2 separate regions of the Homo sapiens genome follow, and region 1 is linked to region 2. The links are chromatin loops, found by intact Hi-C in ENCODE. Cell type or tissue: dorsolateral prefrontal cortex. All regions are shown on one strand. Each heading gives the region's core, and the rest is flanking DNA. Links, peaks and the distances in the headings are about the cores only.

Region 1 (2,703 bases), core at 204-2,703, 250 kb after region 2:
GCAGGCACAGGGCAGGGGCATCGTGGCGGGCACAGGCCCGGTGCAGTGGTGGGGGCTGCCCAGCATCTACATCGAGGCCTGGGTGTCGCTGGAGGAGGGCCTGGGCCCGGACCAGCCGTCCTGCAGACAAGTAACGACGAAAGCGACGTTCTCGGCGTTGGCGGCGGGAAGTGGAGGCCATGGAACTCTTGGGCTGGGGAAGGAAAAAAGGCAGCAGTCAGGACTTCAGCCTTGGCTGGTCCTTCTCCCTCCATCTCTGACATCCCCTGTTGTTTCTCCCTTTGGTTCCGTCTTTTTTTAATATCTTCAGCAAGAGATGAGGCCTAACCTAACCCTGATCCTTTATCAGATGATAGATTTGAAAAAAAATTTTTTTTGAGGGGGGTGATAGGATCAGAGGTTTAATTTTTTTAATGTAAAATTCGAGAAAAGGGTAAATAATTGGTTTAAGGCTCAGGAGCCCAGGTAAATTTTTAATTTTTAACAAAGAACTTTAAAAAAACCCAACAGGGCCGGATGGGGAAAATTTTTATCAGCAGAAATCTGAGTTTTAAAAAGTCACAGATAATCTCCAATAATGATCTAGAAATTGAATATCATGTACCCGGCAGACAGATGTGGAGGCTTCTTCCTCTGGAACCTGGGGGGAGGGGTTACTCATCAGACCTGCCCCCGCCCCCCCAAGTACCCCCAGAGCCGTAGGCCCAAGGCCTGTGTTTAAGAAGCTCGGAGACGGGAGGCGGGAAGGGCGGAGACACTCCAGGCTGGAGGAAATGGCGCAAGCAGAGACGCAGGTGGAGGACGGAAGTGAACTGTGAGGGGCGTTACCGGATGTCGTTCCGCCCCGACCGGGTAGTTCTTGGCCAGATCTCCCAGGGGAAACTAGGGAACTTAAATTAAAGGGGCCGTCTGAAACCAGAAGACTGGACTGGAGGCGAGGAAAAGGAGGCGAGGGGAGGGGAGGGAGAAAAGAGAGTTATTTGGAGGTTTTTTCCCGCCTCCTCTAACTTGGCAGAGAGAGGAGATGGTTCAGTGATGGACGAAAAGATGAGAAGACAGAGAAAATAGAGGAGATAAAGACAGGATAAAAATCACATTAAACATGGAAAACAAAAACAAAAACCACAGTGGGACAACAACAGGGACAGATCAAAAAAAAAGAAAAAATACAGACAAAAGACGGAAGAAGACTATCGTAGGATGGGGCAAGTGAGATGCAAAAATTTGGACTTGAGAAATATGTAGAAAAAGATGGAGATGTTAACAACGGGAGGCAGGGGAGGGGGCGGGATGGTGGAGAGAGAGAGAAAGGTAGAGAGTTAGTTTAGAATTAAGCCCAGAATGCTCTTTTCCCAACACAGGTTGCATGATGACATCCTTACCTTTTCACCGCATTCACAACCCTTTATGCTTCCTCTGTTACCACCAATCAAGTTCTCCTTCTCTCACCTCAGTACTCCCCCGTCTCCGCCCCTGCCTCATCCCTAGACCTTTCCGACTGGGATGGCTAACCTGTTGTAAGCCCGCAGCTTTGGGCCTGGTCTCTGCTGCTCCCAGGCGGCCCCTTTGGGTACTGCCTGAGCAAGAAGTGCTGGAGAGGAGGACCAGTCATCAATAGGAGGATGAGATTGGGAGAGACACTCGGTGCAGGAGGCTGAGTGAGCAGGGGAGCACTAAGACCCAGGGGTAGTGGAGGACTGCAGCAACGAGCTGGAGGAGGAGAAGTAAGCGGTGGGGGGTGGGAGCCATCTGGTACTTTGACAGCATTCAAAACAGCATCGGCCATAACAACAGAAATGGCCAGTCAGTCCCAAGGTATCCAGCAGCTTCTGCAAGCTGAGAAGCGGGCAGCTGAGAAGGTGGCAGATGCCAGAAAGAGTGAGTCTCCTCTTTCCTCCCTTAGGAGTTTGGAAAGAAAATTGGGGGTGGGGGACAGCAAACATTTTGGGAAAACCCAAGGCTGGCGGGAAGACAGACAGCTAGGGTCTGGAGGCTGGTTAGGAGGGAAGAAATGGATGGATATTAGAATCTGGCACCTGGTTGGCTGAGAGAAGGCTGTATAACTTTCTGGAAGGGACTGACTCCTGCTATTACATTGTGTGTGTGTGGGTCCATCCCCACTCACTGTCCTTTCTTCTGCCTCCAGGGAAGGCCCGGCGACTGAAGCAGGCAAAGGAGGAGGCACAGATGGAGGTGGAGCAATACCGCAGAGAGCGAGAGCACGAATTCCAGAGCAAGCAGCAGGCGGTGAGTTGAGGCAGAGTCGGGTTGAGACCCCACTGCAAGTTGGTGGGTGCATCTAGTGAGGTGTGTAAGGGTGACTCAACAAGAAAATATGGTGGCAGAGGGCTGAGGCTGAGGGGACCCTGGCAGGGACCACAACATTGGTGAAACTTTGTGATGATATGTAGGAGAGTCTGGGAGTTTTGAAGGCCACATAGAGCTTGTGGGCGGAATGCCACAGTCTGTGTAAAGTATAACATCTATGTGGAGTATGATTAACATTTGTGGTGGAGGGTAGAGTTTTATGGTCATGGATGGTGAGGTGGTGGGGATATTACGGTCTGTTTTAGGATGAAGTTGCATGTTAGGTCTAAGGGGAAAGGGGACTGTGTTGATCTCTTTGGTGTTGGGATATTTCTGTGGGATGGGGGTGGTTTCTGAGAGGGCCTTTCTTCTAGGCTTTGTTTCAGGATCTTTCCC
Region 2 (8,064 bases), core at 4,751-7,250:
TACAAGTGCCTGCCACCATACCTGGCTAATTTTTGTATTTTTAGTAGACATCGGGTTTCACCATCTTCGTCAGGCTGGTCTTGAACTCCTGACCTCGTGATCCACCTGCCTCGGCCTCCCAAAGTGCTGGGATTACAGACGTGAGCCACTGCACCCGGCCTTTTTATATTATTTTTAAAATTTTTCATAGAGACAGAGTCTCGGCCGTGTTGCCCAGGCTGGTCTTGAACTCCTGGACTCAAGTGATCCTCCCACCTCAGCCTCTCAAAGTGCAGTGACTACAGGTGTGAGCCAATATGTGTGTGGCTTTAAAGTGACTTTTCTGTTGGGATGAGAAAGAAGATCTTTCTCCTTTTTTTTCCTTGAGACAGGGTCTCACTCTGTTGCCCTGGCTGGAGTGCGGTGGCGCGATCTTGGCTCACTGCAACCTCTGCCTCCTGGGTTCAAGTGATTCTTCCACCTCAGCCTCCCGAATAGCTGGGATTACCGGTGCATGCCACCACTCCCAGCTAATTTTTTGTATTTTTAGTAGGGATGGGGTTTCACCATGTTGGCCAGGCTGGCCTCAAACTCCTGACCTCAAGTGATCCTCCTGCCTCAGCCTCCCAAAGTGCTGGGATCACAGGTGTGAGCCACCACGCCTGGCCAAAAGTTCTTTCTCTTATGTTTGTTGTCAGACCACTTTTGTGCTATGTATCTCCCCCTCCTTAAGGGACTTAATAAAATGACACCACTTTGTACAATTCCCAAATGTTATTTCACTGCTGGAGATGGTGGGGTGCTGTCAAATGTTTTTCAGCAGCTAGCAATATGGTGAGAACATTACTGAGGCAGTGGGTTTCAGATACTGGGTGTTTGTTTTTGTTTTTGTTATTAGGCAGAGACTCACCCTCTGTCTCAAAAAAAATAATGATTGCCTAGTACTAGTTCATTTAAATTAATTTCCTAGAGCATATTTAAGTGGGTCTTTTTTTTTTTTTTTTTTTTTTGAGACAGATCCTTACTCTGTCACCGAGGCTGGAATGCAGTGGCATGATCTTGGCTCACTGCAACCTCTACCTCCTGTGTTCAAATGATTCTCGTGCCTCAGCCTCCTGTATACCTGGGACTACAGGCATGCACCACACACAGCTAATTTTTGTATTTTTATATTTTATTTTTAAATTTTTTTTTTCCTCCTGGGTTCAAGTGATTCTCGTGCCTCACCTCCTGAGTAGCTGGGATTACAGGTGCACACCACAATGCCCAGCTAATTTTTGTATTTTTTTTTTTTTGAGACGGAGTCTTGCTTTGTCACCCAGGCTGGAGTGTAGTGGTGTGATCTCCGCTCACTGCAAGCTCTGCCTCCCAGTTCACGCCATTTTTCTACCTCAGCCTCCCAAGTAGCTGGGACTACAGGTGCCCGCCACCATGCCCGGCTAATTTTTTGTATTTTTAGTAGAGACGGGGTTTCACCGTGTTAGCCAGGATGGTCTCGATCTCCTGACCTCGTGATCCACCCGCCTCGGCCTCCCAAAGTGCTGAGATTATAGGCGTGAGCCACCACGCCCGGCCAATTTTTGTATTTTTAGTAGAGATGGGGATTCGCCGTGTTGGCCAGGCTGGTCTTGAAGTCCTGGCCTCAAGTGATCCGCCCACCTTGGCCTCCTAAAGTTCTGGGATTATAGGCATGAGCCACCGCACATGGCCTAGACGCTGGGTTTTAAAGACTTTCAGAATTTTACAAAAATTGGGGCAGAGAACTGCCAACTTTATTTTTGGCAAGATAAGGACGTTTTTAAAACTGCTATTTATTACGATTATTTTTATTTATTTATTTTTCTTGAGATGGAGTCTCACTCTGTCACCCAGGCTGGAGTGCAGTGGCTCGATCTCGCCTCACTACAACCTCCACCTCCCGGGTTCAAGTGATTCTCCTGCTTCAGCCTCCCGAGTAGCTGGGATTACAGGCGTCTGCCACTATGCCCAGCTAATTTTTTGTATTTTTAGTAGAGATGGGGTTTCACGATGTTGGCCAGGCTGGTGTCGAACTCCTGACCTCGTGATTCGCCCGCCTCGTCCTCCCTAAGTGCTGGAATTATAGGCGTGAGCCACCGTGCCCGGCCACAGTTATTTTATTTTATAACTTTAAAATAGAGATGAGGTCTTGCTATGTTGTCTGGGCTGTTCTCCAGCTGGCTTCAGGCGATCCTCCTGCCTCAGCCTCCCAGAATGCTTGGATTATAGGCGTGAACAACCATTCCCAGCCAAAGGCTGTTTTTTTAAATTTTTGCACCATTCTCTCAAAGAGCACTGGTGTTTTGATAGCATTCCTCAAATAGCATTTCAAGGGGCTCGAGGATTGGGGAATGGAGAGGACATCACTCATGCCTGCATCATCAAGAGTAATGCTACCTACCTTTATCCACATATGGGCTCTGGTTCCAAAGCAATAAATGTTTGAAAATAGCTAGCCTGGGTGACATTCACAGTGAGACCCTTTCTCTACAAAAAAAAAAAAAAAAAGTCGGGAATGGTGGCTCATGCCTGTAATCCCAGCACTTTGGGAGGCTGAGGTGGGCAGATCATGAGGTCAGGAGATCGAGACCATCCTGGCTAACACGGTGAAACCCCGTCTCTACTAAAAATACAAAAAATTAGCCAGGAGTGGTGGCCGGCATCTGTAGTCCCAGCTACTCGGGAGGCTGAGGCAGGAGAATGGCGTGAACCTGGGAGATGGAGCTTTCAGTGAGCCGAGATTGTGCCACTGCACTCCAGACTGGCCGACAGAGCGAGACTCCATCTCAAAAAAAAATCAGCTGGGCATGGTGGCTCAAGCCTGTAATCACAGCTACTCAAGTGGCCACAGTGAGCCATGATCACGCCATTTCACTCCAGCCTTGGCCATAGAGTGAGACCCTGTCGCAAAAATAAAAAAAAAATAGCTGATGGTTTTGGGAGTCACACAGACTTGGACTGAAGTTCCCATTTGTTCTAAACTCATAAAGTTTAAAACAACCTCTCTGAGCCCCTGGAAGGTAATAACTACTTTGAAAGATGGCTGTAAAGATTACAAATACTATATAGAATACAGGTCTAGCCTTTACCAGTTGTTTAATGGTAGCTGTTAAGAATAGGTTGGTTTGGCCGGGGACAGTGGTTCACACCTGTAATCCCAGCACTTTGGGGAGCTGAAGTGGGCAGATCGCCTGAGATCAGGAGTTAAGGAACAGCCTGGCCAACATGGTGAAACCCCATCTCTACTAAAAATAAAAAATTAGCCGGGCATGATGGCATGCGCCTGAAGTCCTAGCTACTCAGGAGACTGAGGCAGGAGAATCGCTTGAACCTGGGAGGCAGAGGTTGCAGTGAGCCAAGATCACACCACTGCACTTCAGCCTGGCTGACAGTGAGACTCCATCTCAAAAAAAAAAAAAAAAAAAAAAAGAATGGATTGGTTTAGGGAGAGGAGATGTGGGGTTGAAAATAAACTACTCTGTTAGTTGTCTTTCCTACTCCAGGGCTTAGGAATGCCCCCTTTTGGTTCTACCTTTTCTGACATCCTCAAGTCCTTGACTTCTCCCAGTCATGTTCTCATCCCAGCTCTGAAGTCACCTCTATGTTGACTTTGTTATAAACTAATTTGATTCTTCTCTCCCTCTGCCCTTGACAGCATCTGTGGAACCCTCCATTCTGTGGATCAGGTGAGATATAGCACGGGCCCCAGAATTGGTTCCTGGAGAAGGAGAGGGGAGACTTAAGGGTTGGGTTCTTACATCATGTCTCTAGGGTTAATAATGGTGTTCGTCGGCCAGGCACGGTGGCTCACGCCTGTAATCCCAGCACTTTGAGAGGCCGAGGCCTGAGGTCAGGAGTTCAAGACAAGCCTGACAAACATGGTGAAACCCCGTCTCTACTAAAAATACAAAAAATTAGCTGGGCGTGGTGGTGGGCACCTGTAATCCCAGCTAGTCGAGAGGCTGAGGCAGGAAAATCATTTGAACCCAGGAGGCGGAGATTGCAGTGAGCCGAGATGGCACCATTGCACTCCAGCCTGGGCAACAAGAGCAAAACTCTTGTCTCAAAAAAAAAAAAATAATAATAATAATGGTGTTCATCTTCCTTTCCTAGTATCTCAACATCAAACTAACTGACATCAGTGTCACAGACCCTGAGAAATACCCTCACATGGTGAGTTGGGGTCTGTGGAGAAGAGGAAACACCTCTAAAGCAGGAGGCCCCTGGGTGGTTAGAGGACATTTTTAAGGGTGTTTTCATATTTGTCCATCTTTGTCTAGTTATCAGTGAAGAACTGCTTCATTCGGGGCTCAGTGGTCCGATACGTGCAGCTGCCAGCAGATGAGGTCGACACACAGTTGCTACAGGATGCGGCAAGGAAGGAAGCCCTGCAGCAGAAACAGTGATGGCTCCTCCTCCTCTTCCCCTCCCTCTTTCATTGGTGACCCATAACCCCAAGTCCCAGCCCAGAACCCCTAACCCCCAATACTTGAAGGGGTTTTGTTTTTTTACTAATGATGGTTTTGTGGGTTTTTTTTAAGGGATGAGTGGATGAGAGGAGTAATAGGGAACAGCTATCCTCTCTTGAGAAGGGGAGGATAAGTAGGCTGGGAAACTTCAAAGCCTTCCCAGTCCCCAGCACCTGCCTTTCTCACTACTTCTCTGGAGATGGTAGGAGAGTTTCCTAGGTCTTTCCAGGGCAGCATGTGATTCATTTGGGGATGGAAGGAATCTGTCCCGCATCGGGAATAAAATTTATGATGCAAATTTGTGTTTTGGTTCTGTTACTATGTGTTGGGCAGGGGGCTGGGACATGGAAAAGGATGTCGAATTCATCCAAGCCCCTGTTACTCTGCGTTAACCCAGCCAAGAATCCAACTCAGCTTCCCACTACTCTCCTTGGTATAAAGCATATAATACAGTTGCTCTACACCATGTTTCCCCAACATGTCCCTACCTGTATGTTCTCCCTGTGGCCTTTTGCTTATACCATACCTGCAACTGGAGTGCTTGCTGTCCTTCCATTAATGTGATAGTGTCATAAGATACATTTCATGCTACCAGACTTCACCAATCCAACCAAATCAGTTCATGTTTTCTGAATATGTATAGAAGATAAATACAAGTGATGTAATTTATATTTTAGAGAAAAGTTGTGACTGGGAATTACTAAACTTCATTCACTCATTCAGCAAATATGAGTTCATGATACAGATGAGACTTCTCAGCCTTAAGGGACCCTTAGAGACCATCTAGTGTGACCCTCCTTTTTGTTTTTGAGACGGGAGTCTCACTCTGTTGCCCAGGGTGGAGTGCACTGGCTTGGTCTGGCTCACTGCAACCTCCGCCTCCCGGTTCAAGCGATTCTCCTGCCACAGCTCCTGAGTAGCTGGGATTACAGATGCCCACCACCATGCCCGGCTAATTTTTTTTTTTTTTTTTTTTTTTTGAGATGGAGTCTCACTTTGTCACCCAGGCTGGACTGCAGTGGTGTGATCTTAGCTCTGCAATCTCCGCCTCCCAGGTTCAAGTGATCTTCTTGCCTCAGCTTCCCAAGTAGCTGGGCTTACAGGTGTGTGCCACCACGCCTGGCTAATTTTTGTATTTTTACAAATACTGCAGCTCTGTCGCCAGGCTGGAGTGCAGTGGCACGATCTCAGTTCACTGCAACCTCAACCTCCAGGGTTCAAGCAATTCCCTGCCTCAGGCTCCGGGGTAGCTGGGATTACAGGCGCCTGCCACCACACCTGGCTAATTTTTGTATTTTTAGTAGAGACGGGGTTTCACCATCTTGGCCTGGCTGGTCTTGAACTCCTGACCTGGTGATCCACCCGCCCTGGCCTCCCAGAGTGCTGGGATTACAGGCGTGAGACGGGCTTTCACCACCTTGGCCAGGCTAGTCTTGAACTTCTGACCTCAGGTGATCCGCCCACCTCGGCCTCCCAAAGTGCTGGGATTATAGGCGTGAGCCACTGCGCCCGGCCGTCACCCTTTTTTCATACATGAGGAGATGAGGCTCAAAGAGGAAGCTGGACGCCAGGGCCTCGGCAAATGGACCTCCCCTTCGGTCCTCATCAGGCGGCTCCCTGCTGGGCACCTCCCCGCTACCGGGTGGGGAACGCCCTCCACCGGCAGGGCCGGCCGACCCTCTTGGGCCAGTTCCCTAGCTGCCCGCTGGGCGCCGCCCTCGCCACCCGGCCGAGGACCCGCACAAGGTGCCCGTGGCGGCGCCTGACGGGAGCGTCGTGCTCAGGGGTGTCCTCTCGTCCTGCGTCCGCGCCCAGCGCCCCGCGCCCCGCGCTGTTCCTCGTGAGACCGGCGGGCGGCGAGCCGCGCGGCCCCCGGGGCAGTGTCGGACACGGCGGGCGCGCACTCGCAGGCGGGGCACGGCCGCCCCCGCCAGGACCCGCAGGCCCGGAAACGCTCCCTGTCACAAAGGGGGGAACACGTGGGCGCCGGCTGCCGGGGCGGCGATCTTAGGGAACTAGGGTCACCTGGAGAGCCGCCCACCGTCTCTGCCCGCTCGACTCCTCCGCCCGGGCCGCTCGGCCGGTCCAGCCGCGGCCGGCGCCTGGCTGTGAGGTGGATTCCCGGCCCAGTCTGACCATCTCCCTCCAGTACGTACACGCGGCTCGAACCCGCATCCAACCAGACGCCGACCCGCTCCTGAGAGCCTTCCACACTCCCCGAAGCCCCGCGATGGTGGATAGTTCCTCTTCCCCAGGAACTCCCCACTGACACTGCCCCTCTGAGAGCCAGGTCCTCGGCTCCTGACAGCCTGCCTGGTCAGACCCTCAGTCCTATGGGACTCGGGTGTCTGCGGCGAAGGAGCTCCCGTGAGGGTCCCCTCTCTACTCAAACATAGGACCCACCTCGATCCCGCAGTCTTCCCCTGTCTCTCTTTCTCCTTAGGTTTTTCCACTTCGTTCGGACCTTCTCATAACTATGTCCACCCTCTACGTCTCCCCTCACCCAGATGCCTTCCCCAGCCTCCGAGCCCTCATAGCCGCTCGCTATGGGGAGGCTGGGGAGGGTCCCGGATGGGGAGGAGCCCACCCCCGCATCTGTCTCCAGCCACCCCCGACTAGCAGGACTCCCTTTCCCCCACCCCGCCTGCCGGCCCTGGAGCAGGGGCCCGGTGGGCTCTGGGTGTGGGGGGCCACGGCTGTGGCCCAGCTGCTGTGGCCAGCAGGCCTGGGGGGCCCAGGGGGCAGCCGGGCGGCTGTCCTTGTCCAACAGTGGGTCAGTTACGCCGACACGGAGTTAATACCAGCTGCCTGTGGAGCAACGCTGCCGGCCCTGGGACTCCGAAGCTCGGCCCAGGACCCCCAGGTGAGGGGGTTGTACAGAAGAGGGGGAGGGGAGAAATTCAGAGGAGGGAAGCGAGGACTGGAATGGACAATGAGACAAGAAGGTAGTACATCAGATGTGGGAAAAGAGTGATCAAATCCCAGATTGCCAACTGGTATGGTAACCCTGGGCACGTTTCATAGACCCGCTGTGTCTTGGTCTTCCTATGTCTATGAACACGCAGGCAAGTTGATGTAATGCTTGCCTCACTGAGTTAATAGGATTAAAAGATGTGCGCAGAGCACATAGTTTAGTGCCAGGCACTTTTAAAGTCTCTTAGTAAAAGTTTGATGAGTCTGAAATTGATGAGGATAGAAGTTATTTGAATTGTAGGAAAAGACTGGGTGAGGGAGAGATGACAATTGCTGGGAGGAGATAAAAGAGAAATGAAATGAGGAAGGTAAGTGAGAGGAGAGATAACCCTGCCAGATTGTAACTATCAGTCCTTCCAAAGGAGACCTGTGCCTTGGTGTACTTTCAACTCTGCCTCCTTGCATGGTATTGAGCACATGATGGAAAATTAGTATTTCTTGAATGGATGAATGAATGTGGCAGACCCTGACTTGCTCCCTCATATTGTGATCACCCTATCTACAATAGAGTCCTTGCATTCAGAATGTCTGTCCAAACAAACAAATAAAATAGAGTCCCTCTCTTCTGGAATTCCCTGTTTGTTCCCCTCTTTTATTTCTTTTCTTTTCTTTTTTTTTTTTTTTT

What was found. Peaks named below come from ENCODE experiments on the same cell type or tissue, not always from the same donor. Only the 100,000 strongest peaks of a DNase experiment are listed, where the experiment ranks them.
Region 1: a loop joins it to region 2, with 3 times the contacts of the local background. A loop is called at or near these places in 3 of 110 quality-filtered maps.

The regions. Positions count from the first base shown.
Region 1 is chr6:31,545,653-31,548,355 of GRCh38, reverse strand. It overlaps ATP6V1G2 (ATPase H+ transporting V1 subunit G2), which reads left to right and starts at 1,748. Exons shown (of 3, transcript NM_130463.4): 1 at 1,748-1,878; 2 at 2,147-2,247. The coding sequence starts at 1,797. It overlaps NFKBIL1 (NFKB inhibitor like 1), which reads right to left and starts at 748. Exons shown (of 4, transcript NM_005007.4): 1 at 605-748; 2 at 1-193. The coding sequence starts at 661. ATP6V1G2-DDX39B (ATP6V1G2-DDX39B readthrough (NMD candidate)) reads left to right here and starts at 1,508. Exons shown (of 13, transcript NR_037853.1): 1 at 1,508-1,878; 2 at 2,147-2,247. RefSeq lists an enhancer at 1,715-2,214. In dorsolateral prefrontal cortex, for the core only: CTCF peaks have their summits at 1,344 and 1,548; DNase peaks (open chromatin) are centred at 795 and 1,565; H3K4me3 peaks cover 2,500 bases; H3K27ac peaks cover 2,500 bases.
Region 2 is chr6:31,794,096-31,802,159 of GRCh38, reverse strand. VARS1 (valyl-tRNA synthetase 1) reads left to right here and starts at 6,408. Exons shown (of 30, transcript NM_006295.3): 1 at 6,408-6,614; 2 at 6,910-7,329. The coding sequence starts at 6,943. It overlaps LSM2 (LSM2 homolog, U6 small nuclear RNA and mRNA degradation associated), which reads left to right. Exons shown (of 5, transcript NM_021177.5): 3 at 3,653-3,683; 4 at 4,111-4,170; 5 at 4,278-4,764. The coding sequence ends at 4,403. RefSeq lists an enhancer at 5,956-6,810. In dorsolateral prefrontal cortex, for the core only: CTCF peaks have their summits at 5,936 and 6,140 (motif pointing left); DNase peaks (open chromatin) are centred at 6,119 and 6,459; H3K4me3 peaks cover 1,709 bases; H3K27ac peaks cover 2,251 bases.